Linked DNA regions of Homo sapiens: region 1 is linked to region 2. Evidence: read pairs that join two places in POLR2A ChIA-PET (ENCODE). Cell type or tissue: CD4-positive, alpha-beta T cell. All regions are shown on one strand. Each heading gives the region's core, and the rest is flanking DNA. Links, peaks and the distances in the headings are about the cores only.

Region 1 (15,513 bases), core at 2,768-10,767, 180 kb before region 2:
CCTCAGCCTCCTGAGTAGCTGGGATTACAGGCACCCACCAGCACGCCCAGCTAATTTTTGTATTTTTAGTAGAGACAGGGTTTCACCACATTGGCCAGGCTGGTCTCGAACTCCTGACCTCGGGCGATCTGCCCACCTTGGCCTCCCAACATGCTGGGATTATAGGCATAAGCCACCGCACCCAGCCCCAAGAATTGCATCTTTTCTTAAAGACTGTCACCCTGAGTTTCTACTTTTGCTAGTTTGCATCTGATTTTTTTAGGCACATGCTTATGATTGTAACTGAACACAACTTGAATCACAAAGCGAAGAAAGACATTACAACCTCTAACAAAAACAACAGTACTCCTCGAAAATCTCACCCTTCACAAGTATCAAAGGCATAGTAAATTCAGCAGGGAAGAGTCAAAGAGGTCAGAAGCAACACTCTCTGTTGGTAACTAAAAATGAGACCAAAGATTACATCCAAACCCATAAGAGCCTGAAGTTTGACCCAAGTCCCTTTGTTTATTGAATGGAACCCTGTAGATAAACAAAGGAAGCAAAATGAAAAACACTTACCACCCCTTCACTGGGGGTGCACAATAAGACAAAAGCATTCCCAAATGAATCTTCAATGTGTGGGAGAGAAAGAGTTTTGAGTGACCTAAGATTGAATGAGATAATAGCACCTTATGTTTCTGTGAAATATTTGTCACCTTATATTTCTAGGAAATGACCAGTGTGTCATTCAAAAATGTAATACAATGAAAACGAAGTTTGAAGTTTCACACTCCTCATTTTCTTAAAACCATGCAAAGGCAAACAGAGATGTGATACTATGAGATTTCAAGGAAACTGCAGAGTCATAGTAATTTGATTCTAAAAACAGATGCTTGACAAGAAGTTATATTTAAATCAACCATCAATCTATCAGGACATAATTTCTGAAGTCAGTAATAAATAACCTTTCCATTTCATCCTCCCAATCACCATATGCATATAATTATGCTTTATGCTAAACAAGGTACATTATTTGATTTTTTTGTTGTTGCTGTTTTTTTTTGGTTTTTTGGGGGAATTTTTTCGGTTTTTTTGAGACAGAGTTTTGCTCGTTGCCCAGGCTGGAGTGCAATGGCGGGATCTCAGCTCAACACAACCTTCACCTCCTGGGTTCAAGCAATTCTCCTGCCTCAGCCTCCCGAGTAGCTGGGATTACAGGCATGTACCACCACACCCGGCTAATTTTGTATTTTTAGTAGAGACGGGGTTTCTGCATGTTGGTCAGGCTGGTCGTGAACTCCCAACCTCAGTTGATCCGCCCACCTTGGCCTCCCAAAGTGCTGGGATTACAGGCGTGAGCCACTGCGCCTGGCCTTTTTTTTTTTTTTTTTTTTTTTTTTTGAGATGGAGTGTCGCTCTGTGGCCAGGCTGGAGGGCAGTGGCATGATCTCGGCTCACTGCAACCTCTGTCTCCCAAGTTCAAGTGATTCTCCTGCCTCAGCCTCCTGAGTAGCTGGGATTACAGGTGCCTGCCACCATGCCCGGTTAATTTTTGTAGTTTTAAAAGAGACGGGGTTTCACCACGTTAGCTAAACTGGTCTCAAACTCCTGACCTCAAGTGATCCTTTCCTCAGCGTCCCAAAGTGCTGGGATTATAGGCGTTAGCCACCGCGCACAGCTGAATTTACATTTAAAATATCAAAAGCAATGCCTCAAAAATGTGGAAGAGTGTTTGTAACCCACACATACTGGAGGGTAAAAATTTAAGCCATGGAAATAATATTGTTGATCTCAGCAGTCCAAAAAATATGCAGCTAAATGCTCTCTTTTGTAGTGTATTTTGGCAGGCAATTTTGGAGGACAGGGTACAAGATATTTGAATAAGTCTGTTTTGATCCAGGAAAATTTTAACATGGTCTAAAATGCGAACCTTCAAGCTTTACATGAGTTTTTGTAAAAATTAAAATCAATTTTTAAAATAGATCAGTAATACATGCTCATAATCAAATGTCCAGACATAACAAAAGTAGAAAGACTATGAAAAAGATACAAAGAAGAAAATGAGAATCATTATAAACCCACTTCCCAGAGATAATTCTGTCCATTGTACCTTCTTCTAGAAATTGTTTCTAAACAAGTTTATTCCATATATATTGTTTGTAATCTATTATTTTCACTACATTATAGTGGACAGTTTTTCATGTAAACAAATACAGATTTTATCATCATTTTAAATGAATGTATAATATTTCACTGTACCTATGTATCACAACTTGAAAACAAATTCCTACAGATAGACATTTTGGTGTTTTGTTTTGTTTTTGGGACAGGGGTCTCACTATGTTGCCCAGGCTGGCCTGAAACTCCTGGACTCAAGTGTTCCTCTCACCTCACCCTCCCGAGTAGCTGGGACTACAGGTGCACACCACTTTACCTGGCTGGTTGTACCTCTTTTTTATAGTCATTTAAAAAATGCAGCCATGATCATCTTTGTATTCTCTTTGCACACGTACACAAAGTTTTTTGTTTTGTTTTGTTTTTTTTTTTTTTTTTTTTTTTGAGACGGATTCTCACTCTGTTGCCCAGGCTGGAGTGCGGTGGCACGATCTCAGTTCACTACAACCTCTGCCTCCCAGGTTCAAGTGATTCTCCTGCCTCAGCCTCCCGAGTAGCTCGGACTACAGGCATGCGCCACCATGCCCGGCTAATTTTTGTATTTTCAGTAGAGACAGGGTTGCCCAATGTTGGCCAGGCTGGTCTCAAACTCCTGACCTCAGGTGATCGTCCACCTCGGCCTCCCAAAGTGCTGAGATTACAGGCGTGAACCACCGTGCCCGGCCCCCAAAGATTCTTTAGCATAGTTTTGCAAAACTGGGATTGCTGAATAATAGAACAGACAAACTTTCCGTATTTATAGCAAAATTGCCCACCATAAAACTTGGTATCAATGTGTACTCTCACAAACAAGGTGTTAGAATGCCCAGGCTTTTTCTTTTTTCATTTTAAGAGAGTAAAAATGACTTTTTTTCTTTTGGTATACAGTTCTATGAATCTAAACACATGTATAGATTTGTGTTACCATGACCATAATTAGGATACAGATCCATTTCATCTCCCAAAAAAATTCCCTTGCATGTTCTTTATAGCCACACCCTCTCCACACACCTAAACCCCTGGCAACCGCTGATCTATTCTCTGTCCCCATAATTTTGTCGTTTCAATAATGTTATATAAATGGAATCCTAGAGTATGAAATCCTTCAGACTGACTTCTTTTACTCAGCATAATGCTTTTGAGATTTATCCATATTTGTTGCATGCATCAATGGTTCTGGGGTTTTTAATATTATTATTATTATTGCTAAGTAGTATTTCATTACATGGATGTTGCACAGTTGGTTTATCCATTCACACATTAAAGGACATTTTCTCTCAGTTTTTGGCAGTTATGAATAGAGCTGCTATAAAGATTCACTTACAAGTTTTTTGTGTGCAAGTATAAATTTTCCTTTTCCTAGCATAAATACCCAGGAGTGAGATTGCTGAGTCATATGGTAAGCGCATGTTTAACTTTACAAGAAACAGCTAAACTGTTCTCCAGGGTGGCTGTACCATTTTGTTTTCTCATCAGCGATGTCTGAGGGTTCCAATTGCTCCATATCCTTTTGAGCACTTGATATTTTCAGTATTTTTTACTTTAGCCATCCTAATAGATATATATTGGTATGAGTAAGCCTAGTTTTTCATCCCTTTTCAACAGTCTTATCAGTCTTTAACTTATGCCTACTATATATATATATATATATATATATATATATATATATATATAAAATGTATTATTGTTTTGATTTATATTTTCTTTGATTAAACTGAAAAATAATATGGATTAAATAAAAATAAAGATTAAACATCTTTTCATGTTTATCGGTGTTTAAAATCCAATGTTTATTCTTTCCTTATTTATCTGTTAAAAGCTCTTGTTAAACCAAGTGTTTCAACTTTCTGACTGTTACATGTGTTGCAAATATTTTTACCAGATTGCAATCTTATTTTAATCTGTAAATCTTTTCCTTTAGGGCGTCTGGCTTTGCTGTTTACAGATTCTTTCTCCATTTCAAGATGATAGAAATATTCAACTTCAAATTTCTTCAAGCACTTGCATAAATTATTAAGCATTTGACTTTATTGGTACCAGTCCCCTCCACCCAAGTCCAATGAGGGGAGACTCAGAAATGGGTTAAAGGTCACGGCAGTCAGCTGTACTTACTGTTTGATAATGAAAACTTTTTTCAAAAAGTGTTTCCTTGTCAGCAGGGATGATTTTATATAACCACATCAAAACATTTAGTAAAATATTCTGCTGAGATTTAAAGTAAAAAGTCAGAGATACAGCAGGGGTAGTAGGGACATTGTTCTAATTCTTTGTGGGAAGGATGGGGTGGGGGTGAGGAGAGACTCCCTGGTGAAACTTTGCTAAGAATTAGATCTCTTTAGGCCAGGCGCGGTGGTTCAGGCCTATAATCTCAGCGCTTTGGGAGGCCGAGGCGGACGGATCACTTGAGGTCAGGAGCTTGAGACCAGCTTGGTGAACATGGCAAAACATGGTCTGTAATAAAAGTACAAAAATTAGCTGGGCATGGTGGTGCATGCCTGTAGTCCCAATTACTTGGGAGGCTGAGGCTGGAGAATCACTTGAACCCAGGAGGCGGAGCTTGCAGTGAGCCAAGATCACACCACTGCACTCCAGCCTGGGGGACAGAGCGAGACACCATCTCAAAAAAAAAAAGAGTTACAACTAATTACAGATTTTGCCTTTGCTACAAGTGTAGCTCAAATCTCCCCCTAAACAGTTGCTGGCATAGTCAAGTATACCTGGGTCAGTACCTCAGAGCCCTTGACTTGATTTTTTCTCCTTCTTTATCATGAGGCTTACCATCTCCTGCTGCAATGAATTAATATCCAAGCATTTGCTTTGTAGAACATCCTTACAGACACCTTTCTCACGTGTAGTGTTTCCACACTGGGTTCTTTTCCTTCGTGTTGTTTACTCTCTTGCATATTAATTTTTTCTCTTTTCTGTAGCTTGCTTCTCTGGCTCTCCTCAACACCAATCCCAGTCATGGAGCCTCTTCCTCTGCCTTTATCCTGAAGATCACTTTTAGGGAAGCCTCTGCTTAGTTCACGCCATTCTCCTGCCTCAGCCTCCTGAGTAGCTGGGACTACAGGGGCCTGCCACCACGCCCGGCTAATTTTTTGTATTTTTTTTTTTTTAGTAGAGACAGAGTTTCACCGTGTTAGCCAGGATGGTCTTGATCTCCTGACCTCGTGATCGGCCCACCTCTGCCTCCTAAAGTGCTGGGATTACAGGTGTGAGCCACCACGCCAGGCCAATTAGTTGTAACTCTTTAGTAAAATCTAAGAGTTTTTATATTTAGTAAATATTTATATTTACTAAATTTATATTTAGTAAAATATAAGACAAACTAATGGTTTGTCTATATGTTATACATAAATTATAAATAAATTATTCCCAAAGGCATTCCTTTTTTTTTTTTTTTTTTTTCCGGAGATGGAGTTTCACTCTTGTTGCCCAGGCTGGAGTGCAATGGCGCAGTCTCAGCTCACTGCAATCTCCAAGGCCTCCTGGGTTCAAGCAATTCCCCTGCCTCAGGCTCCCAAGTAGCTGGGATTACAGGCGCCTGCCACTACGCCCGGCTAATATTTGTATTTGTAGTAGAGATGGGGTTTCACCATGTTGGCCAGGCTGGTCTTGAACTCCTGAACTCAAGTGATCCATTTGCCTCAGCCTCCCAAAGTGCTGGGATTATAAGCGTGAGCCACTGCGCCCAGCTTTTAAGGCATTCCATTTTTAAAGATTGTTTAAGAATCCCGGATGTTCGTCATTTATGTCAAAAATTCCAAGTTCCTGTCATATCTAAGATGGAAACAAAAATCATATCCTCTCACAAGTTCTACCTGCATACCTGCCTACCTAGCAGAATGGAAACAGAGGATTCCATGATACGGCTGAAAATAAAGATGTTACCAGCGTATATGTTATCATCATCACTATCTTTAGAATGGTTGCTTAATTCGTATTTTAGTATCATCATTGTCAAATAGTGAAATGTTTATAAAATGTCAACAATTGATCCACAAGCCACAATAAGTGAAAGTAATGAGAAAATTATCAGGATAATTAGAGCCAAAAATAAGTTCTTTATATAAGCTTGAAGACAGAATCTCTGAATGCCCATAATTATCTATCTGATGATGTTAACAATTGCTTTAGGCATTTTTTTTTCAGTAAACATTTACGGGGTACCACCCATGTCCCATACACCGTGCTAGGTCCTACCCATGCTTTGAAGTAGCTCTCAGCTTAGAAGAGGGAGAAAGCAAGTAAGAATTAACATTACATGAAACAAGCTATGAAGAAGGTAGAAGCCAGGAACTGAGGAAGCACAAATGAGCGACGACTCAGCCTGAAAGGTCTGAGAAAGTTTCAAAGAGGAGTTGACAACTCAGCTGAGGATTTCTTTTTTTTCTTTTTTTTCTTTTTTTTGTTTTTTTTTTTTGAGGCAGAGTCTAGCTCTGTCGCCCAGGCTGGAGTGCAGAGGCGCAATCTTGGCTCACTGCAACCTCCGCCTCCCAGGTTCAAGCAATTCTCCTGCCTCAGCCTCCCGAGTAGCTGTGGGATTACAGGCATGTGCCATCACGCCCAGCTAATTTTGTATTTTTAGTAGAGACAGGGGTTTCTCCATGTTGGTCAGGCTGGTCTCCAACTCCCGACCTCAGGTGATCTACCCACCTCGGCCTCCCAAAGTGCTGGGATTACAGGCGTGAGCCAGCGTGCCTGGCCCTGAGCTGAGGATTTCTCCAGCATACATTTATGCCTTTACCCATTCAAAGGTTAGAAGAGCTTTCCAGGGCAGATGGGTAAAGGCATAAAAGCACAGGGAGTAGAGCAAAATAAGGTGGGTGCAGGCAAAGTCGCTTACTGGGTCTGGAGCCCAGGAAAGTCGCTCAGTAGGAAGTGGCATCAGTGAGGTAGGCAGGAAAGTCGCTCAGTAGGAAGTGGCATCAGTGAGGTAGGAAGGCTGTCCCAGGCCAGCTCAGAAAGGGCTGAGGAGCCATGCCAGAAGGCCTGGATTCACTGTGTCCCCTTCCCTTCTATTTTAGCCTAAAATAGGCTTATAATGAAAGAGGTCCCTATCTTCATTTGTCAAGTGAACCAAAACATCCTTGCTCTTGAGACAGTATAGTAGGTAAGTGTGAACACTCTGAAACCATGTGATCTGGTTTTAAATCCCAGCCTTGACTCTTGAGTAGCTGAATGACCGTGGTCAAGTTATTTACTGTCTCTGTACCTCAGTTTTATCATTTATAAAATGAGGGTAACAATAGTACTGCCCCATAGGTCTGTGGTAAGAATTCATGAGTCAATAGAGTCATGCATTGCTTAACTACAAATATATTCTAAGAAATGAGTCCTTAGGTGACTCTGTCGTCATGCAAACATCATAAAATAAACTTACACAAACCTAGATGGTATAGGATACCACATCCCTATACCTAGGAACAATATAGCCTATTGTTCCTAGGCTACGTAACCATATAGCATGTTACTGTACTGAATACAGTAGGCAATTGTAATACAGTGGTATTTGTGTATCTAAACATAGAAAAGGTACATTAAGAATATAGTATAAAAGATTTTTTTTTTTTTTGAGATGGAGTCTTGCTCTGTGGCCCAGGCTGGAGCGCAGTGGTGTGATCTCAGCTCACTGCAAGCTCCGCCTCCTGGGTTCATGCCATTCTCCTGCCTCAGCCTCCCGAGTAGCTGGGACTACAGGCGCCCACCACCACACCCAGCTAATCTTTTGTATTTTTAGTAGAGACGGGGTTTCACCGTGTTAGCCAGGATGGTCTCGATCTCCTGAGCTCGTGATCCGCCTGCCTCAGCCTCCCAAAGTGCTGGGATTACAGGCGTGAGCCGCCGCGCCTGGCCTAAAAGATTTTTTAAATGGCACGCCTGTATAGGAAACTTACCATGAATGGAGCTTTCAGGACTGGAAGTTGCTCTGGGTGAGTCAGTGAGTGATGAGTGAATGTGAAGGCCTAGGATGTCACTGTACACTACTGTAGAGTTTATTAACACTGTAGAGTTACACTACATGTTTATAAAAAAATTCTTTAATACTAAATCTTAGCTCACTGTAACTTTTTAATTTTATAAACATTTTAAATTTTCAAACTTATTTATTTATTATTGTTTTTTGCTCAGGCTGGAGTGCAGTGGCGCTATCTCGGCTCACTGCAACCTCTGCCTCCCAGGTTCAAGCAATTCTCCCACCTCAGCTTCCTGAGTAGCTGGGATTACAGGCACACACCACCACGACCGGCTAATTTTTTGTATTTAGTAGCGACGGGGTCTCACCATGTCAGCCAGGCTGGTCTCAAACTCCTGACCTCAAGTGATCCGCCCGCCTTGGCCTCCCAAAGTGCTGGGATTACAGGCGTGAGCCACCGTGCCCAGCTTTTATTATTATTCTTTGAGGCGGGGTCACCTAGGCCGAAATGCAGTGGTACAATTATAGCTCACTGCAGCTTCAACCTCTTGAGTTCAAGCAATCCCCTCACCTCAGTCTCCTGAGTAGCTAGGACTATAGGTATGTACCACCACGCATGGATAATTTTGTTTATTTTTTGTAGAGACGAGGTCTCACCACGTTGTTCAGGCTGGTCTCGAACTTTGGACTCAAGCTATCCTCCGTCCTCGGTCTCCCAAAGTGCTGGGATTACGGGCATGAGCCACTACACCCCACCTGATTCATTCATAATAACACTTAGCTTAAAACAAATACATCGTACAACTGTACAAACATTTTCTTTCTGGCCGGGCACGATGGCTTACAACCGTAATCCCAGCACTTTGGGAGGCCGAGGAGGGTGGATCACCTGAGGTCAGGAGTTCAAGACAAGCCTGGCCAATATGATGAAACCCCATCTCTACTAAAAAGACAAAAGTTAGTTGGGTGTGGTGATGGGCGCCTGTAATCCCAGCTACTTGGGAGGTTGAGGCATGAGAATTACTTGAACCTGGGAATCAGAGGTTGCACTGAGCCAAGATTGTGCCACTGCACTCCAGCCCAGGTGATGGAGCGAGACTCTGTCTCAAAAAACAAACAAACAAACAAACAAAACATTGTCTTTCTTTATATCCTTATTCTATGAGCTTTTTTCTATTAAAAAAATTGTTTTAACTGATTAAACTTTGTTGTTAAAAACTAATATGTTAAAAACACACATATTAGCCTAGGCCTACACAGGGTCAGGATCATCACTATCATAGACTTCCACCTCACATCTTGTCCCACTGGAAGGTCTTCAAGGGCAGTAACATGCATGGAGCTTTCATCTCCTGTGATAACAATGCCTTTCTTCTGGAATACCTCCTGAAGGACCTGTCTAAGCCTGTTTTACAGTTAACTTTCTTTTTTCTTTTTAAATAAGTAGGAGTATACTCTAAAAAATAAAAAGTATAGTAAACACATAAACCAGTAACATACTGTTTATCATTACCAAGTATTCTGTACTATACATACTTTTATTTGTTAGGCTTTTTTTTTTTTTTAAAACCGGGTCTCACTCTCTCTCCAGGTTGGAGTGCAGTGGCACCATCATGGCTCACTGCAGACTCAACCTCCTGGGCTTAAGTGATCCTCCTGCCTCAGCCTCCTGAGTAGCTGGGACCAAAGGCATGCGCCACCATGCCTGGCTAATTTGTTCTTGTATTTTTTGTAGAGACAGGCTCTCACTATGTTGCCCCGGCTGGTCTTGAACTTCTGGGCTCAAGCAATCGGCCTGCCTTGGCCTCCCACCGTACTGGGATTACAGGCATGAGCCACTGTGCCCAGCCCGTCCTAGACTTCTATAGGCATGGCAGCACAGTAGGTTTGTTTACAGCAGCATCACATTACTTATTACACGTGAGTAATGCATCTTGCTACATATGTCACTAGGCAATAGGAATTTTTGTAATCTTATGGGGTCACCATCATACATTCTGTCAGTGGTGACCTAAACATCTTATGTGTCACATAACTGTACATGTAGAAGTACTTGGAATGTAGCTGATGAGTAATCAGCATTCAATAAATATTAGATCTTATTGTTATTGGATGGTATTAGCATGTTCAGAAATTAATAATGTGCTTTTGTAAGTTTCTTTTTCATCATGTGTATTTCCACTGGCCTCCTATTAGGCCACATGTGATTTTTGTTTGCTTTTCACAGCCTTGCCCAACCCCCCACCCAGGACAAGATCCTTCCTTAAAAATTACTTCTGAAGGGCCAGGTGCGGTGGCTCAGGCCACTCCAGCCCGGGCGACAGAGCGAGGACTCCATCTCAAAAAAAAAAAAAATACAAAAGTACAAAAAATTAGCCAGGCATGGTGGCATGCGCCTGTAATCCCAGCTACTTGGGAGGCTGAGGCAGGAGAATCGCTTGATCCCAGAAGGTGGAGGTTGCAGTGAGCCGAGATCATGCCACTGCACTTTGCCTGGGTGATAGAGCAAGGCTCTTGTCTCAAAAAAAAAAAAAATTACTTCTGAAGCAGAGCAGCATGCTGCTGTTGTCAGGTTGGTCTTGTGTGATCTCTGTCCAGCCTGGCTGCTAATAAAAAATGAATGTTTAGTTCACAGCCAGTTCAGCTGTGCTACCCAGGGTACCGCCTAGGCAGGGGAAGTCTCAGCCCAGGGCACCTGGATTATGACACTGTGAAGATAGACTTTCCATTCTAGAAAACGGGATACTTCCACTGGAGGCATTCCATTTAACTCTCTGAAACAGCAATCTGCCAACTCTGTGGGGAGTAAAAATAATTTTTAAAAGTGTCCGTTATTAAGCGTGGGAGAGAATTCCGTGCCCAGGCAGGGAATAAGTGGACAGTTAAAAGGGGCACTTTCAAGTTTCTTCCAAACTAATCACAAATAGGTGCAGTTAGTTGCCAGTTTGGCAAACTGTGTTTTATGGTCAGATTGATGATCTAGAATGACTTCTGCAAAGGTATGGTGGTTCAAGGACAGTAGAACACCAATTTAAGAGTTGTCTTTTTTTTTTTTTTTTTTTTTCTGAGAAGGAGTCTGGCTCTGTTGCTCAGGCTGGAGTGCATTCTCTGGCTGGAGTGCAGTGGCACAATCTCGGTTCACCACGCCTGGCCAAGAGTTGTGTCTTGCACATTTAAGATAAAGTCCCAATGTGGACATTCATGCAAAAGCTGGGACTACCACTCCTCCTTTTTGTATTTTTAGTAGAGACAGGGTTTCACCATCTTGGCCAGGCTGGTCTTGAACTCCTGACCTCGGGTGATCTACCTGCCTTGGCCTCCCAAAGTGCTGGGATTACAGGTGTGAGCCACCACACCTGGCCCTTCCTGGACCATTCAATGTTTATGGGAGAAGAAACAATGTGCCAATCTTTATTCGACTAAAGGTTTGTTTCAGTGTCCTTAACTGTAGAACTTAGATGCCCAGAATGAGGAAAATCACATCCTGCTACAACTCGTGGTCCCAGAATGTACAGATACGAATCTGAGGAACAATTTATAAAATAATTTCATTTATTCTATATGAAGAGGGGAGCCTTAAAGACTGTATGAAACTTGAGAGCTATGAATTGCTAATAAAAAGCAGAATCTCTAACCTCTCCCTTAGCTCTTTGGGGATTTTCTTTGCTTTCCTGAGTTAACTTATAGCTATTGCCTGTCAACTCCCTTCCAAGAACATTACCCATCACCTTCTGTGGTCTATATATAAAATCTTGGCTTCCATTCTTTCCTAAGACAATTTCCCATGAGGATATCTGTGGTTAATTGTGTGTGTGTGTGTGTGTGTGTGTGTGTGTGTGTGCTGGTAGCAGCTTTACAGATCAACACTTCGGTAAAACTAGAAAAACACCCTCACCATGCACTATCTAGTCATAATGTCTTTATCTCACATCCAAAAGGCACCTTCTCTGGGGAGAACCACAATGTCAAGATTTCAAGCTGGCCAAGCCCAAGACAGACAGTCATGGATCAGCTGGTTATCAGGTACCTCTGGGGATATCTGAATGCTTCCTGTCTACACCTATAAATGGCTATAGGAATCCTGAACACTAGGTTTGTCTGAAAGTTGGACCAGACATAGCAAGAAGTATTGCTAACTGGAATTCACAAGGGTAGCTGCTTAGTGAGTCAGTGTATCAGAGGAAAGGGAGTTACATATCACTCCTCTGAGAAATACCTTTGACAGAAATACCTATCATTATTTATGACTTGGATTCCAGGATACACAAAGAAGGGATGGGGGACAGAGTGTTTGCAGATGGAAGAAATAACACTGCTTCAGAGTTGAATGTTCAATTCTTCTCTGACACCAATCAATATGTGATTTGATTGCCATAGTTAGTGCTAATGTTTATTCAGTGACAATCTAGGAGAGGTTTCTACCTGAAGAAAGGAAAAAAAGTATATATACTTTTACACTTTTATAAAAATGTAAATACACACACATATACATATATATATGAATATGTACTTATTCACCTTATTAAATAATTCAGATTCCTTTGTTGTCAATAATCAATTGGAAAATCTGTTCTGGGTCCAGTTAGTACATTATTTTATTTTACTTTTATTTTTCGAGATGGAGTCTTGCTCTGTCACCCAGGCTGGAGCTCAGCGGTCTGATCTCGGCTCACTACGACCTCTGCTTCCCAGGTTCAAGTGATTCTCCCACTTCAGCCTTCCGAGTAGCTGGGATTACAGGCGCCTGCCACAACTCGCGGCTAATTTTTGTATTCTTAGTAGAGACGGGGTTTCACCATGTTGGCCAGGCTGGGCTCGAGCTCCTGACCTCAAGTGATCTGCCCACCTCGGTCTCTCAAAGTGCTGGGATTATAGGCATGAGCCACTTTGCCCGGCGGTACATTATTTTAATTCCTTCCTCACACATTCAGCAAGCGTTTGGAGATCCTGTATGTGTCAGGCACTGCGTTAGACACTTGGGAAACACAAATGAGTAGGGCAAAGTTCTAGCCCTCAGGGAATTTGAGAAAGCCAAACATCTGAAGGAAAATCTTAGCACAATATTAGAATCTTTAGCACATAGGATCTTTGCTTATTTGGTATTCCAATAAATCACTGAATAAATAGATTTCATAGTCTTTATAGGCACATAATAGGTACAAGACAAAAATATTCCTTAATTACATGAGTCTAATTATAGTATCTTTTGGCCACTATTCACTATCATCCTGCATGGGCATGGGGTGTGGTTAAATACTTAGCAGTAACAGTAAGCATTCTTCAGGTTCATTCACATAGCAATAATGAATAAATAATACAGATAGGCCGGGCATGGTGGCTAATGCCTGTAATCCCAGCACTTTGGGAGGCCGAGGCCGGTGGATCACAAGGTCAGGAGTTCGAGACCAGCCTGACCAACATGGTGAAACCCCGTCTCTACTAAAAATACAAAAATTAGCTGGGCGTGGTGGCATAGGCCTATAATTCCAGCTACTCAGGAGGCTGAGGCAGGAGAATCTCTTGAACCCGGGAGGCAGAGGTTGCAGTGAGCTGAGATCGTGCCACTGCACTCCAGCCTGGGCGACAGGGCGAGACTCCGTCTCAAAATAAATAAATAAATAAATAATAAAAATAATAATACAGATAGAAGTGGAGCTGCTCTGCTTGAAGTGTGAGTAGAGAATGGTCCCAGACACCTTCTGATTCAATCTCCTCTCTCACACACAGCAATCCCTAAGAAATGCCCTAGGGTTCCACAAGGCACTGTTTGAAAACTATGTGCTGAGTAGGTATCCAAAATTCCCTCCAGCTCTGAAGGTCTGTATGGATGATGTTTAATCACTTCATTGATAACTGAGTAATCCTGGATTCATAACTTCACTTCTTAGGCTCTCAGTGGGCCAACTTGCAGGCACAATGCCCATTTGCCCCTCCAGACTGTGAGCTCCTTTTCTTTACAGACTGGGTTTATTCAACCTTGTTTCCCCAATTCTTAACACAAAGCCTGGCAAGAAGTAAATAACAAGAGTGAACATGGAATGAATAAACAAATGTGCCTGAGAAGAAATAGGATTCCCCTAGGGGAAGACACTTAGAATTGTGGCGGCAGTAGTGTATGCTCTGATCACCTCCTAGCTGCCTACTTTCCTGGACACGCACACACACCTTACCCTTATTCTGGTCAAGAGGACAGCAGCTCTAGTGTAGAATGCTCTGTGTGAGTCTCTATTATTGATAACTGTGTTCTGGGGCTCCTTCCTATGGCAAGCACTTATTATTTAAACCTAAGGAAGATTACCTATTCTTATTCCATCCTCCGTTTATTCCCTGCCTTTTCTCCTTCTCCCTTAAGCTCAAAGTAGACACTCAATACGTGTTGGTGCCTTCCCCTATTCTCCACGTGATGAGATCTTTAAACTTTCCCCAAGTTGGTCAGGCTCCTCTGGGTCAGCTCCAGTTGGGGAACATCTTTCCTAAAGTCAGATACCTGGTTCCATCAACAGTGCTACTATGGGCGTAACCACTAGAAAGTACAGCTGAATGGGCATTTCCATCTGACAAGGATACTATTCTTATCCTCATCAGGATAAGGAACCTGTTTTATACAATTGACTCACATTGTGTTTGAAATTGACTAAAATGTTCTGGTCTTCAGAAAGTCAATTCTCCCTTATCCTATACTTATGCATTTTCAAAAACACAGGTTTAACAATTTACATTTCACCGGGTGGCTCAAGCCTGTAATCCCAGCACTTTGGGAGGCCAAGGCAGGCGGATCACTTGAAGTCAAGAGTTTGAGACCAGCCTGGCCAACATGGTGAAACCCCGTCTCTACTAAAAACACAAAAATTAGCGGGGCGTGGCGGCGCGAGCCTATAATCCCAGCTACTCGGGAGGCTGAGGCAGGAGAATCGTTTGAGTCCAGGAGGTGGAGGTTGCAGTGAGTCGCAATTGCACCAATGCACTCCAGCCTAGGCGACAGAGCAAGACGCCATCTCAAAAAAAAAAAAAAGAGTTTACATTTGTCTTCACCCTTCACCTAAAATCATTGGTTACTTTTTGGATGCTGTTGCAACCTGAAATTTTTTTTTCTTAAAAAAATATTGCCAAGCGTATTGGTTCATGCCTGTAATCCCAGCACTTTGGGAGGCCGAGGCAGGCAGATCACTTGAGGTCAGGAGTTCGACACCACCCTGGCCAACATGGTGAAACCCCATGATGAAATATAAAAATTAGTTGGGCATGGTGGCATGCACCTGTAATCCCAGCTTCTTGAGAGGCTGAGGCAGGAGAATCATCTGAACATGGGAGGCAGAGGTTGCAATGAGCCGAGATCAAGCCATTGCACTCCAGCCTGGGTGACAGAGTAAGACTCCATCTCAAAAATATATATATATGGCCGGGTGGGGTGGCTCACACCTGTAATCCCAGCACTTTGAGATGCTGAGGCAGGTGGATCA
Region 2 (15,513 bases), core at 4,723-12,722:
TCAGCTCACTGCAACCTCTGCCTCCTGGGTTCAAGCAATTCTGCTGCCTCAGCCTCCCGAGTAGCTGGGACTACAGGCGTGTGCCACTGCACCCGGCTAATTTTAGTATTTTTAGTAGAGATGGGGTTTCACCACGTTGGCCAGGCTGGTCTCAAACACCTGACCTCAGTTGAGCAGCCTGCCTCGGCCTCCCAAAGTGCTGGGATTATAGGCATGAGCCACTGTGCCTGGCTGGCAAGATTTTAACTTCTCTGAGTCCAGTGTCTTCATCAATAAAGTGAGGATAATGACGCCCAGAATTATTATGGGAATAAAATAACATGAGGTATGTAAAGCACCAATAAAGTAGATACTTGGTGGTTGGTAGCTCCTTTTTATCACTTTTTTCCCTCCAAGACCTCCTAAGGGAAACAATTGTGATGCAATGGGAAAGACATGAGATTAGAGTTTGAGAAACTAAGGTTCTAGTTCAACTACTAATGAGCTGTGTGACTTTGGGCAAATTACTCAGTCTCCCTGGGCTTCACTTTCTCCCACTGAAAAATCTTAGATTAAATAATCCCTAAGGGCCCCTCTATCTCTGACTTTCAATATTAATTATAATTACTATCAGGAAACAGTTGCTGTGTGCCAGGCATGTTGATCAGCAATGCACATGTATTATCTTATCAAGTATTATTATCTTTACTTTACAAGTGAAGAAAATGAGGTCTATAGGGGCTTAAGAACTTTTCCCAGACTGTATAGCTAGTAAGGACAGGCCAGGAGGTGTTTGCTCTGACTTACATGTTTAAAGAAAAAAAACAAAAAACAAAAAAACAAAACTAATTAACCTAGCCCCAGGGTTCTAAGTCTTTGTACTAAACGGGTAATAAAATCAAACCACTCTGCAGGTTCTAGGTCAGGTTTAAATGGCTACCAATTCATGAAACTGTAACTGGGGATTCAGGCCTGAGGAATACTAATCACTTGTCGCAGAGTGAAACAGGCCCAACAGAGGAGACGCTCATATCAGAAGGTGAGAAAAAGGTGCTGCAAATGGTCATTCCTGAGACTTTCAATCAGGGCACCAAGAAGGCATTGTGGTGGGGACCCAGAGAGCTATGAAAACTGGCAGCTGTCAATCAAGTGGGCAAGCAGAAGCAGTCCACAGCTAGGGATCAGTACAAGCAAGGATGGCAGAGGCCTCTCTGCAGTGAAACATGGGCTCAAGCAGAGATGCAGGCCATTTGAACTACACCACTCTGGAGTGAGTAGGGAAGAGGGAAAGCTGTGACTTGGCAGCCAACTGCTATCCCTGGGGACATAAGCCCCTAGTCTGACTGGCAACAATACAACTCAGGAAGGCGTATCAAAGCCCAGCAGTCATGACCAGGCCAGGGAGCCCAGGGCTGAAGAACTGAACTGTTGCTAAGCCCTATATCAGTTGTCTATTGTTCCATTTTAAACCATCCCAAAACTTGATGGTTTAAAGCAACAAAGATGGCCAGGCATGGTGGCTCACACCTGTAATCCCAGCACTTTGAGAAGCTGAGGCGGGTGGATCACTTGAGGTCAGGAGTTCGAGACCAGCCTGGCCAACATGGTGAAACCCCGTCTCTACTAAAAATACCAAAATTAGCCGGGCATGGTGGTGCATGCCTGTAATCCCAGCTACTCGAGAGGCTGAGGCAGGACAATCACTTGAACCCAGGAGGCGGAGGTTACAGTGAACTAAGATTGTGCCACTGCACTCCAACCTGGGCAACAGAGAAAGACTCTGTCTCCGAAAAATAAATAAATAAAAATAAAACAACCAAGATGTGTTATTTGTCACAATTTTGTGGGTTGGCTGGGCTCAGATGGACAGTTCTTCAGTAATGCCAGCTGGGTTCACGCACGTGACTACATTTAGCTAGGAACTCAGTGGGATTTGAACATCAAAAATGGCTTCACTCTCATGTCTGGCAGTTGGTGCTGGCTACTGTAAGAATTAAAGAAAGACGAAAGAAACACGAAAGGTGGTTTGACAGTTAAGGACAGGTTTATTTTAGAGAAAACAAACCTGAGAGGAGCTTCTGGCCAAGTTAGGTCAGAGACACAGTCTTACAGACTGAGTATTTAAGGATTCAGGGCAGGAGAGTTTATCAGAGGCTTGGACTGCTTCTGTGTCTCTTTGTTGTGCTTATCTGGGAGGGAGAGTTTTGTGTATGTTCCCATACATCTTCCTGCACCTGCAGGCATACCCCTGAGTCTGCTTTTAGCTTCCCTATCTTAGTGCACCTGAAGGGAAAGGAATGTGCTTATTAAGGCCCACTGTTTTACTGGGACCCATTGTATGAGGGTGAAGCTTAGCTTGGCACTTACCCAAGAGACTTCCCCCTAACCTCCCTCTGTGCCCTAGCTGGTCTTATCTGTGTTTTACTGTCTGCTCTTTTTCGCTGCTTGTTGTTAGAAGAGAAGTGATTTCCTTGAAATGCATAAGGCTAGAAAGGGAGCTGGAACTTAAAGTGGCAGTGTTTGTCAGAGATGACAGTGCTCCTGCTCTGTCAGCTACCATCTGGGACACTTCGGTTGTCTGCCACATGGTCTTTTATCCTCCAGGGCCTTTTTCTACATGGTCTTTCCACCAGGATAGCCTGGCCATCTTTACATGGCAGGTGGCTTCCAAGAGAGCAAAATCGGAATTAGGTCAATAGACAAAGAATCAGCTGGATTTATTTATACTAGCAATGAATGCTTTGAAACTGAAATTTTAAAACCAGTACCACTAACAGTTCCAAAACATGAACTACTTAGGCATAAGCTAATCTACAAAACACTAACGAAAGAAATTTTAAGAGGTAAATAAATGGATACTCCATGTTCATAGATTGGAAGACTGGATGTTGTTAACACAACAGGTCTACCCAAATTGATCTGTAGATTTATGGAAATCCAGACAGTACCCTCATCAAGGGGGCAAATTGTTATAGATACTTACGAGCTGATTCTTAAAAAGGCAAAGGAACTAGAATAGCCAAACCAACTTTGAAAAATAAGAACAGCAAGTAAGTGGTTAAACAAATAGACACTACTGAGCAATACGAATAATTGAAAGACTAAGTACACAACTTGAATGAATCACAAAGTCATTCATTATTCTAAGTGAAATAAGCTAGAAGACTCAATTATTATTAATTATTATTATTATTATTTTTGAGACAGAGTTTCACTCTTGTTGCCCAGGCTGGAGTGCAATGGCATGATCTCGGCTCACTGCAACCTCTGCCTCCTGGGTTCAAGAGATTCTCCTGCCTCAGCTTCCCAAGCAGCTGGAATTACAGGCATCCACCACCACGCCTGGCTAATTTTTTTTTTTCAGATGGAGTCTCACTCTGTTGCCCAGGCTGGAGTACAGTGCTGCAATCTCGGCTCACGGCAACCTCTGCCACCCAGGTTTAAGTGATTCTTATGCCTCAGCCTCCTGAGTAGCTGGGATTACAGGTGCCTGCCACCAAAAATTAGCTGGGTGTGGTGGCACGTGCCTGTAATCCCAGCTACTCAGAAGGCTGAGGCAGGAGAATCGCTTGAACCAGGGAGTTGGAGGTTGCAGTGAGCTGAGATCACACCACTGCACTCCAACCTGGCAACAGACTGAGACTCCGTCTCCAAAAAAAAAAAATTGTATTTTTAGTAGAGACCGGGTTTCACCATGTTGGCCAGCTAGTCTCAAACTCCTGACCCCCTGATCTGCCCACCTCGGCCTTCCAAAGTGCTGGGATTACAGGCGTGAGCCACTGGACCCAGCCTCCAGCTAATTTTTTGTTTTTTAGTAGAGAGGGGTTTCACCATGTTGGCCAGGCTGGTCTCAAACTCCTAACCTCAGGTGATCCACCCGCCTTGGCTTCCCAGAGTGCTGGGATTACAGGCATGATCCATCGAGCCCGGCCAACATTTATACACTATATGATTCCATTTATATGTCATTCTGGAAGAAGCAAAAATATAAGTACTTTCTATAATCAGGACCATGTGGCTGGGCACAGTGGCTCATGCCTGTAATCCCAGCACTTTGGGAGGCCGAGGCAGGCGGATCACTTGAGATCAGGAGTTCAAGACTAGCCTGGCCAACATGGTAAAACCCCGTCTCTACTAAAAATACAAAAAATTAGCCGGTGTAGTGGCATGCACCTGTAGTCCCAGCTACTCAGGAGGCTGAGGCAGGAGAATTGCTTGAACTCGGGAGGCAGAGGTTTCAGTGAGCCAAGATAACGCCACTGCACTCCAGCCTGGGCAACAGAGCAAGACTCCAACTCAAAAAAAAAAAAAAAGGTCATGTGATATTGAGTATAAGATAGATAGAGAGGCCACCGTGCCCGGCCCAGTGTCTTTAATAGAGCAAAAAAGAGACCTATACACATAATGGTCAATTGATTTTTGACAAAGGTGCAAAGGCAACTAAATAAAAAAGTGATAGACTTTTTGACAAATGGTGCTGGAACAATTGGACATAAATATGCAAAAACATGAATCTCGACCTACAACTCACACCTTATACAAAATTTTTAAAAATGCATTACAGATCTAAATGTAAAAGGTAGAATTAGAAAACTTTTAGAGGAAAATATAGGAGAAAATTTTAATAATCTTGGATTAGGCAAGGAGTTTTTAGTAGGACAACAAAAGCACACTGTGAATAAGTTAGACTTAACATTTTTTGCTCTATTAAAGACACTGGGCCAGACACGGTGGCTCACGCCTGTAATCCCAGCACTTTGGGAGGCTGACACAGGTGGATCACTTAAGATCAGGAGTGTGAGACCAGCCTGCCCAACATGGTGAAATCCTGTCTCTACTAAAAATACAAAAATTAGCTGGATATGGTGGCACATGCCTGTAGTCCCAGCTACTTGGGAGGCTGAGGCAGGAGAATTGCTTGAACCTGAGAGGCAGAGGTTGCAGTAAGCCGAGATCACACCACTGCACTCTAGCCTGGGTGACAGAGCGAGACTCCATCTCAAAAAAAAAAAGACATTCTAGAGAACACAAAAATATAGAGGTATAGAATAGATCAGTAGTTGCCAGGGGTTAAGGATTGACAGAAGGTTTGACTACAAAGAGGTTACATAAGGGAATTTCAGGGAATGAGATCACCATTTATATTCTGGTTGTGTAAGTAGTTACACAACTCTATGTATGTGTCAAAATCACAAAATTATACAATAAAAGAGTAAATTTTACTGTGTTGAAATTTAAAAATAGGACAGGCGCGGTGGCTCATGCCTGTAATCCTAGCACTTTGGGAGGCCAAGGCGGGTGGATCACCTGAGGTCAAGAATTTAAGACCAGCCTGGACAACATGGAGAAACCCCATCTCTACTAAAAATGCAAAAATTAGCCAGGCGTGGTGGCAGGGGCCCATAATCCCACCTCTTGGGAGGCTGAGGCAGGAGAATCGTTTGGACCCAAGGGGCAGAGGTTGCAGTGAGCTGAGATCACGCCACTTCACTCCAGCCTGGGTGAAAGAGCGAAACTCCATCTCAAAGAAAGAAAGAAAGAAAGAAAAAATTAAAAATAAATAACATATAAAACTCAGCCATAAAAAAATCTAGTCAGGCCCGGCGCGGTGGCTCACACCTGTAATCCCAGCACTTTGGGAGGCTGAGGTGGGTGGATCACAAGGTCAGGAGTTCAAGACCAGCCTGGCCAACATGGTGAAACTCTGTCTCTACTAAAAATACAAAAATTAGCTGGGCATGGTGGTGCATGCCTGTAATCCTAGCTACTCCAGAGGTTGAGGCAAGGGAATAGATTGAACCAAGACCTGGGAGGTAGAGGTTGCAGTGAGCCAAGAACGCACACTGCACTCCAGCCTGGGCTACAGAGCGAGACTCCATCTCAAAAAAAAAAAAAAAAAAAAAAAAAATCTAGTCAACATTCCTCCAGACCCACCCTGGAGTGGACACCAAGTATCATCCTCATAGCAAACAATTTTTTTTAAATGTTCAACCTCCTCATTAATTTAAAAATGATAATTTAATCAAAGCAATACCATTTGCCTCCCCATTATATAGATTGCAAAACTTGTAATAATACCCAGTATTGGCAAAGGTATGATAAAGTGGGTACAATCAAATGCAACGAGTTGGCATGTGAATTGGTACAGCCGTTTTGGAAGGCAATATGGCAACATGTATCAAAAAGCCTTAAGTGTTCTTACTTCTTGGAAAAATAAAGCCACTTCTAGGACTCAGTCGTCATGAAATAATCAGAGATTCTGATGAGGAACATTATCTTTTCTGCATTGAAATACTGTCTCCCTCATTACAGGGATAGACGTGCAGCGGGTCCCAAATAAATGCTGCTAACTTTCTGGATGGCAACTAACTTCTATACAACATCTTGCTTCCAGCCAGGAGTCTGGTTGGAAGAGAAGCCTTCTACCTCCTGGGCCTCTTTGGTCAGGATGCTGCCTTCTGTGTATCTTTCATTGTGAATGACTAAAGTGACAATTATATGCCCAATGATTTCATAAGCAATACCTCTTACCATGCCCACAGAGAGAGTAGGGGTTCTTTTTCCAGACTGAGTACCTCGTAAAAAAACAAACCCAGGAGACCAGATGAGATAGAATCAAAGAGGCAAGAAAGTCAGTTCAGTAGATGCTGAGAACTGCTGGGAAATCCAGGGAATTCAGGCTGCAAGGCTGTCCAGGCTGAGCCCAGGCTACACTGACAGACTCAGACAAAAGCTGATTTCTAAGGAGACCTGTGAATTCAGGAAGATAGCTCAGCTTGGCTCAACATTCAAGAGAGAAGAGAAACATCCTGCTCAGCAGCCAGAGAAAAAAGGGCTTAGCTGAGAAATGCCAGGCACTAGCTTTTGAATCATTGGGAAAACATGGTCACTTTAAGATGAAGAAAGACCCTGACACAGGACTGAGGGTCTAGGCCTTGTCCTCAAGCCCCACCTGCAATCCCCATCTGCTCATAACAGCTATTCTCTTTGTCCTCAGCTATGTTTTGTTTTTTTTTTCTTTTTTTTTTTTTGAGACGGAGTCTCGCTCTGTCACCCAGGCTGGAGTGCGCTGGCACGATCTCGGCTCACTGCAAGCTCCCGCCTCCTGGGTTCACGCCATTCTCCTGCCTCAGCCTCCCGAGTAGCTGGGACTACAGGCGCCCGCCACCACGCCCGCTAATTTTTTGTATTTTTAGTAGAGACGGGGTTTCACCGTGTTAGCCAGGACGCTCTCGATCTCCTGACCTCGTGATCCGCCTGCCTCGGCCTCCCAAAGTGCTGGGATTACAGGCGTGAGCCACCGCGCCCAGCCGGTTCTCAGCTAATATTTTATTAATTCCTTTGCCCTATGCTGTTATATGGACACTGTAAATCCTCGTCCCAATCCTGGCTGTTTAGACAACCGCCTCTGCTCTGGCTATGGTGCTCCAGAGACCTCAGTCCTGATGTCTGGGCTCTCTCCTCTGTCCGCAGGCTCTCAGGCCCCACTCTATCCAGCATCTACTTCCCCTGCACATGCACACACACACCTCTCACTCCCTTAGTGGTTATAATAGGCACTGTGAGGGCTTAGTCCATGAGACTAAGTGATTAAGGAAGCAAGGAATCTTTTCATATTATTATCTCAAGTTGGAGAACTTTTTTTTTTTTTTGAGATGGAGTCTCACTCTGTCACCAGGCTGGAATGCAGTGGCGCAATCTCGGCTCACTGCAAGCTCCGCTTCCCGAGTTCATGCAATTCTCCTGCCTCAGCCTCCCAAGTAGCTGGGAATACAGGCATGTGCCACCATGCCCAGCTAATTTTTGTATTTTTAGTAGAGACGGGGTTTCACCATGTTGGCCAGGATGGTCTCGATCTCATAACCTCGTGATCCACCCACCTCGGCCTCCCAAAGTATTGGAGATTACAGGCGTGAGCCACTGCACCTGGCAAAATGGAGAACATTTAATTCAGTACGCTGACTCTAACAAGTGACCATTTCTAACACTGAGTGAGCACTCACTGTCTTCTAGGCGCTGTGCCAAGTACTCTACATGCATTATGAATTATTACAATTTAATCCACACAGCAACTCTGTGAGGTGGGAACTGGTACCATCATGATTAACATACTCATTTTGCACATAAGGAATGGTGGGCTCAGAAAGGTTAACCAATGTTCCCCGGACAATGGGGTTAATAAACAAACCAAAGCCATAACTTTGAACTCTTTCATTTAGCAAGTGTTAACAGAGTTCCCCCTATGTGTCAGACACTACTCCGCTAGGCACAGGCACTAGGCTATATTGGTAGACAAGACAGACTTAGCCACCACCTTCAGGAAACCCAGTATCTAGCAGATTAGGTAAACCTCAGGCCTCTACAGCTGCCCTAATTGGCCTCAGAGCCAGGATTCCAACTCATGTTTTCTACAACAAAGCTCAAACAATAACCACAACACTTCCTGCCTCTCTCTTACCGGAAATAGTGTCTCTGTGAGAAACTTGAAGTCTTGGAAGTTCTCAGGCTGAAGTCAAGCTGCATACCTGTATGACCTGACGTTGATGTTGAATTAAGTGCTGTGAATCAGGCTACTGGACACACGGAACCTTTTTTAATACTTTGCTCAAATGTCACTTTCTCAAAATGCTTTTCTAACTACTTGCCTCTTATCAGCATGGCTAACCCATCTTTCCCTGCTCGCTTTTTCATCATGCGTATAATCTTCTTTTATAATGTATTATTTATTTTATTATTATGCCTATTGCTTAGCATGTGCTTACTTGCACTTTTTTTTTTTTTTCTTGAGACAGAGTCTCGCTCTGTCGCCCAGGCTGGAGTGCAGTGGTGTGATCTTGGCTCTCTGCAACCTCTGCTGCCTGGGTTCCTCAGCCTCCCGAGTAGCTGGGATTACAGGCCTGCACTACCAGGCCCAGCTAATATTTGGATTTTTAGTAAGAACGGGGTTTCACCATGTTGGCCAGGCTAGTCTCGAACTCCTGACCTCAAGTGATCTGCCGGCCTCAGCCTCCCAAGGTGCTGGGATTATAGATGTGAACCACCATGCCCAGCCCTTTGCACTTTAATATAAAGTTCCCCCAAGGGCAGGGAATCCCTATCTGTTTTGTTCACTGATGTATCCCAGGGCCTAGACAGAGTCTGGCACACAAAAAGTACTCAGTAATTAATTTTTGTGTGAAACAATAAAGGTGAAGAGCATGTACGGGGTTAGCAGACAGATGGTGCTAATTAGGAATAAAGGATAGGGAAGGAAAACTGAGCTGGGAACTGAGGATAGAAGGGAACGGGGCAGTCAAGAGAGGTGTGCTGCAAGAACTGGAAGGGAGGGACCACACAAGCCCCAGCCTGAAAAACAGAAGACCCTGCAGGCGGTGGAGTGTTTATTCTTCTCTGTGCTCAGAAGCATGTCAGACATGTGAGAGCCAGGAAGCCAGGGTTGATCAGGAACTGTATGGCCTCCTGCACTCTGCAAGAATCCCAGGGAGTCAGGGGGTCAAACGAACAGTCAGGGATTGGGGATCAAAGCAGGCAAAGCTGAAATCCAGGAAGTCTGAGAGAGTAAGATAATGCTACCCATCCACCAAAACACAGAGAAGAGCCTAATCCTGGGGCAGCAACAGTGGAAACTAAGGTTTCTGTCAAGTTTTCTCCCAGGAGGTGTGTAGTCCATAGGGCTGCAGGAGTGGGCAGGGAAGAGAGTATGGTTAGTGGTAAGCTACAGCTGGAGAGAGCTGATTGTGCATTATCTCCTCCCAGATTCATGTTTAGTGTCTTCACATCTGTAGCTTGAAATTGGCCATGGCAGAAGTATTTACACCATGGAAATTGGCAAATGCTATATAAGTCAGGGATTGTTCGCTTGCTTGTTGGGCAGCTGGTTGTTAAATACTTACCAGCACACTGCTGGCATAGTTTACTATAGAACTGAGGCTGCGGGAAGAACTCTGTTCTTGGCTGAAAAAAGAAGGCACTAGAATTGCAGGTAGGTACTTAGGCTAAGGTGTACCCCATGGAAAGACACCTATGCCCTTGGGTAACTGCAGACAGAGCAAAGAGCCAAACTTAATAGATCCCTTCCCAGGGGTTCTTCTGTTCACTATAGAATTTACATGGGGATTCTTTCTCTTAAGTTTGGAAGCCAGAGACTCATTTGAATCCATTTATTCATTCGTTTGACAGGTACAAATAGAGGATCTGCCATGTTGCAGGTTAGTAGCTAGACCATAGAGAAGACAGACTTGTTCCTGCCCTCATGGAATGTGTTGCCTAGCACAGAAGTCTACAAATCATGGCCTAAGGGCCAAATGTAGCTCAGGACCTCTTTCAGTAAACAGTCCTCAAGTTAAGGATGGTTTTTACATTGTTAAAGGGTTGTGAGGAAGAACAAAAGGAAGGAGGAGGAAGATGAGGAGGAGGAGGAGAAAGAGGAGTGAGAGAGACCATGGGTGGTCTACAAAGCTTAAAATATTTCCTATCTAGGCCTTTACAAAAAAAGTTTGCCAACTCTTGGTGTAGCAAACTAGACAAACCTTACTCCTTTACAGCCACCCTAATTGGCCATTAAAAGAACAACGTTTGGCCAGGCACGGTGGCTCATGCCTGTAATCCCAGCACTTTGGGAAGCCGAGGCGGGTGAATCACCTGAGGTCAGGAGTTTGAGACCAGCCTGGCCAACACGGTGAAACCCTGTCTCCACTAAAAATACAAAAAAATTAGCCAGGCATGGTGGCAGGCACCTGTAATCCAGCTACTCAGGAGGCTGAGGCAGGAGAATCACTTGAACCTGGGAGGCAGAGGTTGCAGTGAGCCAAGATTGCACTCCAGCCTGGGTGACAAGAGCAAAACTCTATCTCAAAAAAAATAAAAAAAAAAGCAATGTTCGGGCCAGGACTTACCTGAGGAAAGGACCAGGAGTAGGTCAGGTGACACTAACACAAAGAATGAGGCAGCCGGGTGCGGTGGCTCACACCTGTAACCCCAGCACTTTGGGAGGCCGAGGCGGGCAGACCACTTAAGGTCAGGAGTTCAAGACCAGCCTGGCCAACATGGCAAAACTCCATCTCTACTAAAAATACAAAAATTAGCCGGGCGTGGTGGCAGGTGCCTGTAATCCCAGCTACTCAGGAGTCTCAGGCAGGAGAATTGCTTGAACCTGGGAGGTGGAGGTTGCAGTGAGCTGAGATCATACCACTGCACTTTAGCATGGGCAAAAAAAGAATGAGGCTGGACATCTCCTGGGTTATAACTGAGTAACCAACTAGAAATATGTGTTTGCAAGTATTTGACTGTGTGGACCACAGCATGAGACTGAGGTCTAAAAGTTGAGTTCCAGGAGAGGGAAGGTCAGGGGTTAGTCCAGGAACACAGGAGGGAACAAAGTCAGAGGACCCTTACTGGAGTCAGTAATGAAGGTAGAGAACAATAGCAACAGCAAACACTTCTAGAATGCCTGCTGCGTACCACGTGCTGTTACAAGCACATTACTCATATTAACACATCTAATTCTCCTAATAGCCCTATGAAGTTGGTCCTGTTATTATTCCTGTTTGACAGATGAGGAAACTGAGGCACAGGTAACAAAGTCTTTTGCCACCAGTGACACAGCTACTAAGTAGTAGAGCCAGGATTTGAGACCAGGTAGTATGATTTCAGGATCCATATTCTTAACCACTACACTCCACTGCAATACACTACAGACAGACTGGTGAGGGAAGGTAGGAAAGCAGGTCTTTTTATTTCTAGTTAAGTCTTTTGCTGGGCCCTGTGTCTGTGATTTGTTCCGGAGTAGAGAAGGGACTCTGTGCTTTCTCAAAAGAAGCAATTTCAAAACATGAGACTCTAAGGAGCAGGTCTGATAAACTGCACTTGAACCCAGAGGATGACCAGAGAAAAGCAGGGTACCAACCACAGTCAGGCCACCATGCATATTTCCCCAATCCTGTGACAAACAGGACTGAGCCTGCTCTGTGCCAGGCTCTGTCCTGGATGCTGCAGGGACAGAGATGAGACAGACTCAGCCTCGAGGGGCGGCAGCCATGAGTAAACAGGCTATGCTTAGTAGAGTCTGGATTAAGACCCACACAGCACCCATGGGGGCTCCGTGGAGAAAGCAGCTCCAATCCCAAGGGAGCTGCACCTATAAGCTCGAAGCCAGGTGCCAGGGAGGGATGTGGAGCATGGCCTGATCAGCATCACTTGGATGAAATTCCCTTCAGAATAGGTGACAAAAAGAAAGGGCTCCATAGACAAGTCAAGGGACCACTGGAGAGCCCAATAAACATCAATATGCAGAAGAGAGAAGCAACAGTATAAATCCCAAAGTAAATGCTAAGTCTAAAGCCAGATAAAAGGCCAAGCAGGTGTTAGCAATGGCATGGCGGGCATCTGGGAAGGCCAGATCAGTAGCAGAGGCCAGAGCCAAGCAAGCAGAAATGGAACAGAGTGACCCAGACATGTTTGTCTGGGTCTTTATGCTACACCGCCTTCCCTACCTCACAGCTTTATTCTTGATTTATCTCCCACAGCTGACTCTCTGCCAGCCTTGTGCATCAGGAACTTATTAACACTGGTGCCTTCTAGAACTGGGGAAGATCCATCCAGAGTTAGGCTTTTTTTTTTCGAGAGAATCTTGCTCTGTCACCCAGGCTGGAGTGTAGTGGCATGATCTCAGCTTACTGCAACCTCCACCTCCCAGATTCAAGTGATTCTCCTGCCTCAGCCTCCCAAGGAGGTGGGACTACAGGTGCCGCCACCATGCTGGCTAGTTTTTTTTATTTTTAGTAGACACAGGGTCCATGTTGGCCAGGCCAGTCTCAAACTCCTGACCTCAGGTGATCTGCCTGCCTCAGCTTCCCAAAGTGCTGGGATTACAGGCGTGAGCCACCGTGTACAGCAAGAGTTAGGTATTTTCTGCTAACGTTCCTCCTACCTCCTCTTCCCCGCCAGCCAGCTGACTTTCCCAAGATGAGCTAATGGCCTTCCTTTAAAAGAAATAGTGTCAGGCTCCTTTTCTAACTCACATTTTTCCCTAGCATCATTCCATCCAGAGCTTAAGGTTGCTGGTGACCTGGTGGTGTTGGTGACTTCACCATTCTCCCTCTGGGAAATGAAGTGACTCAACAGTCACAAACGCAAAGATAACAGTGCCATCAGCGGTTCCTTGCAGAGCAAAGAAATGCCAGGGTTATTAGGTGTCTGAATAAAGCTGAAGGTCCTGAGGTTAACATAGCAAGAAAAAATGACAGTGTAGAGTTGCAGGCTATTCCAACAATTATCAAGTTCCCAGGAGCAACTCTTAATAAAGGCTTCCTGACTGTTGTGGCAATAGGAAGGGCAGTGTGCTAGACTACAGTTATTCCTTCCTGATTTCCAACATACCAATTTACATGCCTGTGGATGCAGTTGCTGGTATGCTATCATATTGGACATCTATAGGATTATTCGCCCCAAACCCTCTCCTCCTAGAAACTACTCACCCCACCCCTGTCCACACGGCGTGTTCGTTTATTTATTTATTTATTGAGATGGATTTTCACTCGTGTTGCCCAGGCTGGAGTGCAATGGCACGATCTTGACTCACCCCAGCCTCCGCCTCCCAGGTTCAAGCGATTCTCCTGCCTCAGCCTCCGGAGTAGCTAGGATTACAGGCATGCACTATCACACCCAGCTAATTGTGTATTTTTAGTAGAGACAGGGTTTCTCCATGCTGGTCAGGCTGGTCTTGAACTCCCAAACTCAGGTGATCTGTCTGCCTCAGCCTCCCAAAGTGCTGGGATTACAGGCACGAGCCACCACGCCTGGCCCACATGGCGTGTTCTTATCTGGTCTTGTCTTCTCTTTCCATGTTTGATTAGTTAAGTTTGGGTAGTTGACTCAAGGTGGGCCAATCAGAACCTTGCTTGGGATTCATCCCTACTAGAATAAAAGAATCAGTCTCCCTTTGGTGGTGGAAGTTGAAAGATGTAAACTTCAGGAGCTTTTAATAGCCGCATATACAACCATGAGAAGAAGGGCTATTTGCAGTTAGAGAAGGTGAAAGGGTAAAAAGAAGCAGAGGCTAGGGAGGTAAAAAAGAGCTATTGGCAGCATCCAAGTCTCGGGATCCAGTTGTTCCTGAGACCAAGTTGCAGCCATGCTTCCTGCAGTTTGGTTTGCAGGTATGATAAGCTACACCTGATTGTTTATTGGATTCCATGAGCAAGTACATTTGCGTTTTTTGCCTAAGCTGCTTCCAGCCTGAGATTCTTCTACTTGGTGATAAAGTGTCAGAGTCAATCTGCACTTCTGATGACACTATATGGTGGCATAAAAAAAGTAAAGTTCTCCAGAAGGGCCCCCTGGGAACTCCTAACTTTGCTATCATTGTCAGGGTATGATTAAAGAGGGTGTCAGTATGCAGTGGCAGGCTGTCCCCACCGCAGGCCGAACACACCAAACCCAACACAAGAGGAACAAGACAGCCACCATCTTCTGTATCTTTATCTACACTGGGCCTCTGCTTGCTCTAGCATCTCTCTAGCTTTTCATTTGTTCAGCCACTCCAACTGATGTCTAGTTGGTCTGTTTCTCTAGACTCTAACTTCCCGATTCATTCCTTGCTATTTCTCCCCTTTTAACATGCCCTCCAGGTATTCAATTCCAGTGTCAGAGGCGTGTGAACCAGAGCAACTCCATCTTAAATAAGAGCTGGGTGAAATGAGGCTGAAACCTACTGGGCTGCATTCACAGACGGTTAAGGCATTCTAAGTCACAGGATGAGATAGGAGGTCACACAAAATACAGGACATAAAGACCTGGCTGATAAAACAGGTTGCAGTAAAGGAGCCAGCCAAAACCCACCAAAACCAAAATGGCGTCAAGAGTGACCTCTGGTCATCCTCACTGCTACACTCCCACCAGCGCCATGACAGTTTATAAATGCCATGGCAATGTCAGGAAGTTACCCTATATGGTCTAAAAAGGGGAGGTATGAATAATCCACCCCTTGTTTAGCATATCATAAAAAAAAACCATAAAAATGGACAACCAGTAGTCCTCGGGGCTACTCTGTCTATGGGGTAGCCATTCTTTTATTCCTTTACTGTCTTAATAAACTTGCTTTCACTTTGCTCTGCAGACTTGCCCTGACTTCTTTCTTGCGTGAGATCCAAGAACCCTCTCCTGAGCTCTGGATGCGGACCCCTTTTCTGGTAACACCAGCAACCTAGGCAGCCAGCAACCTAAGTTTTGCCTCTGCCAGTCAGCATCAAGGGCTGAGCCTAGGTAAGCCCAGTGAATCAGTCAATGATAAATGGTATGGTATAGTCTAGAAATGCCATCAAAGGTCAGGAAAAGGAAAAATCAGTGTGGGGTACAAATGGCCTTGAATTTGGAGAGGTAGAAAGGACATTCTGGTCTGAAAAACATGAACAAAGACACTGAAGCAGCAAAGAGCATAGGGACAAAAGGAATGGAAAGAAAAAGTAAGCCTGGCTGGAGTGGCATGTTATCAGAAAGGAACCAGCATTAGGTAAATCTGAGAGATAAAAGGGGGTT

Evidence for each region. Peaks named below come from ENCODE experiments on the same cell type or tissue, not always from the same donor. Only the 100,000 strongest peaks of a DNase experiment are listed, where the experiment ranks them.
Region 1: POLR2A ChIA-PET joins it to region 2 with 7 read pairs; 3 of 35 experiments call an interaction of 5 or more read pairs at or near these places.

The regions. Positions count from the first base shown.
Region 1 is chr9:104,941,019-104,956,531 of GRCh38, forward strand. No RefSeq gene overlaps it. Among named protein-coding and RNA genes, the nearest start is that of ABCA1, 21 kb to the left of the region's middle. In CD4-positive, alpha-beta T cell, for the core only: no CTCF peak of the experiment used is centred there; no DNase peak of the experiment used is centred there.
Region 2 is chr9:105,119,687-105,135,199 of GRCh38, forward strand. LOC105376197 (a long non-coding RNA gene) reads left to right here. Exons shown (of 4, transcript XR_930205.3): 3 at 15,095-15,240. Among named protein-coding and RNA genes, the nearest start is that of SLC44A1, 120 kb to the right of the region's middle. In CD4-positive, alpha-beta T cell, for the core only: no CTCF peak of the experiment used is centred there; a DNase peak (open chromatin) is centred at 8,335; H3K4me3 peaks cover 746 bases.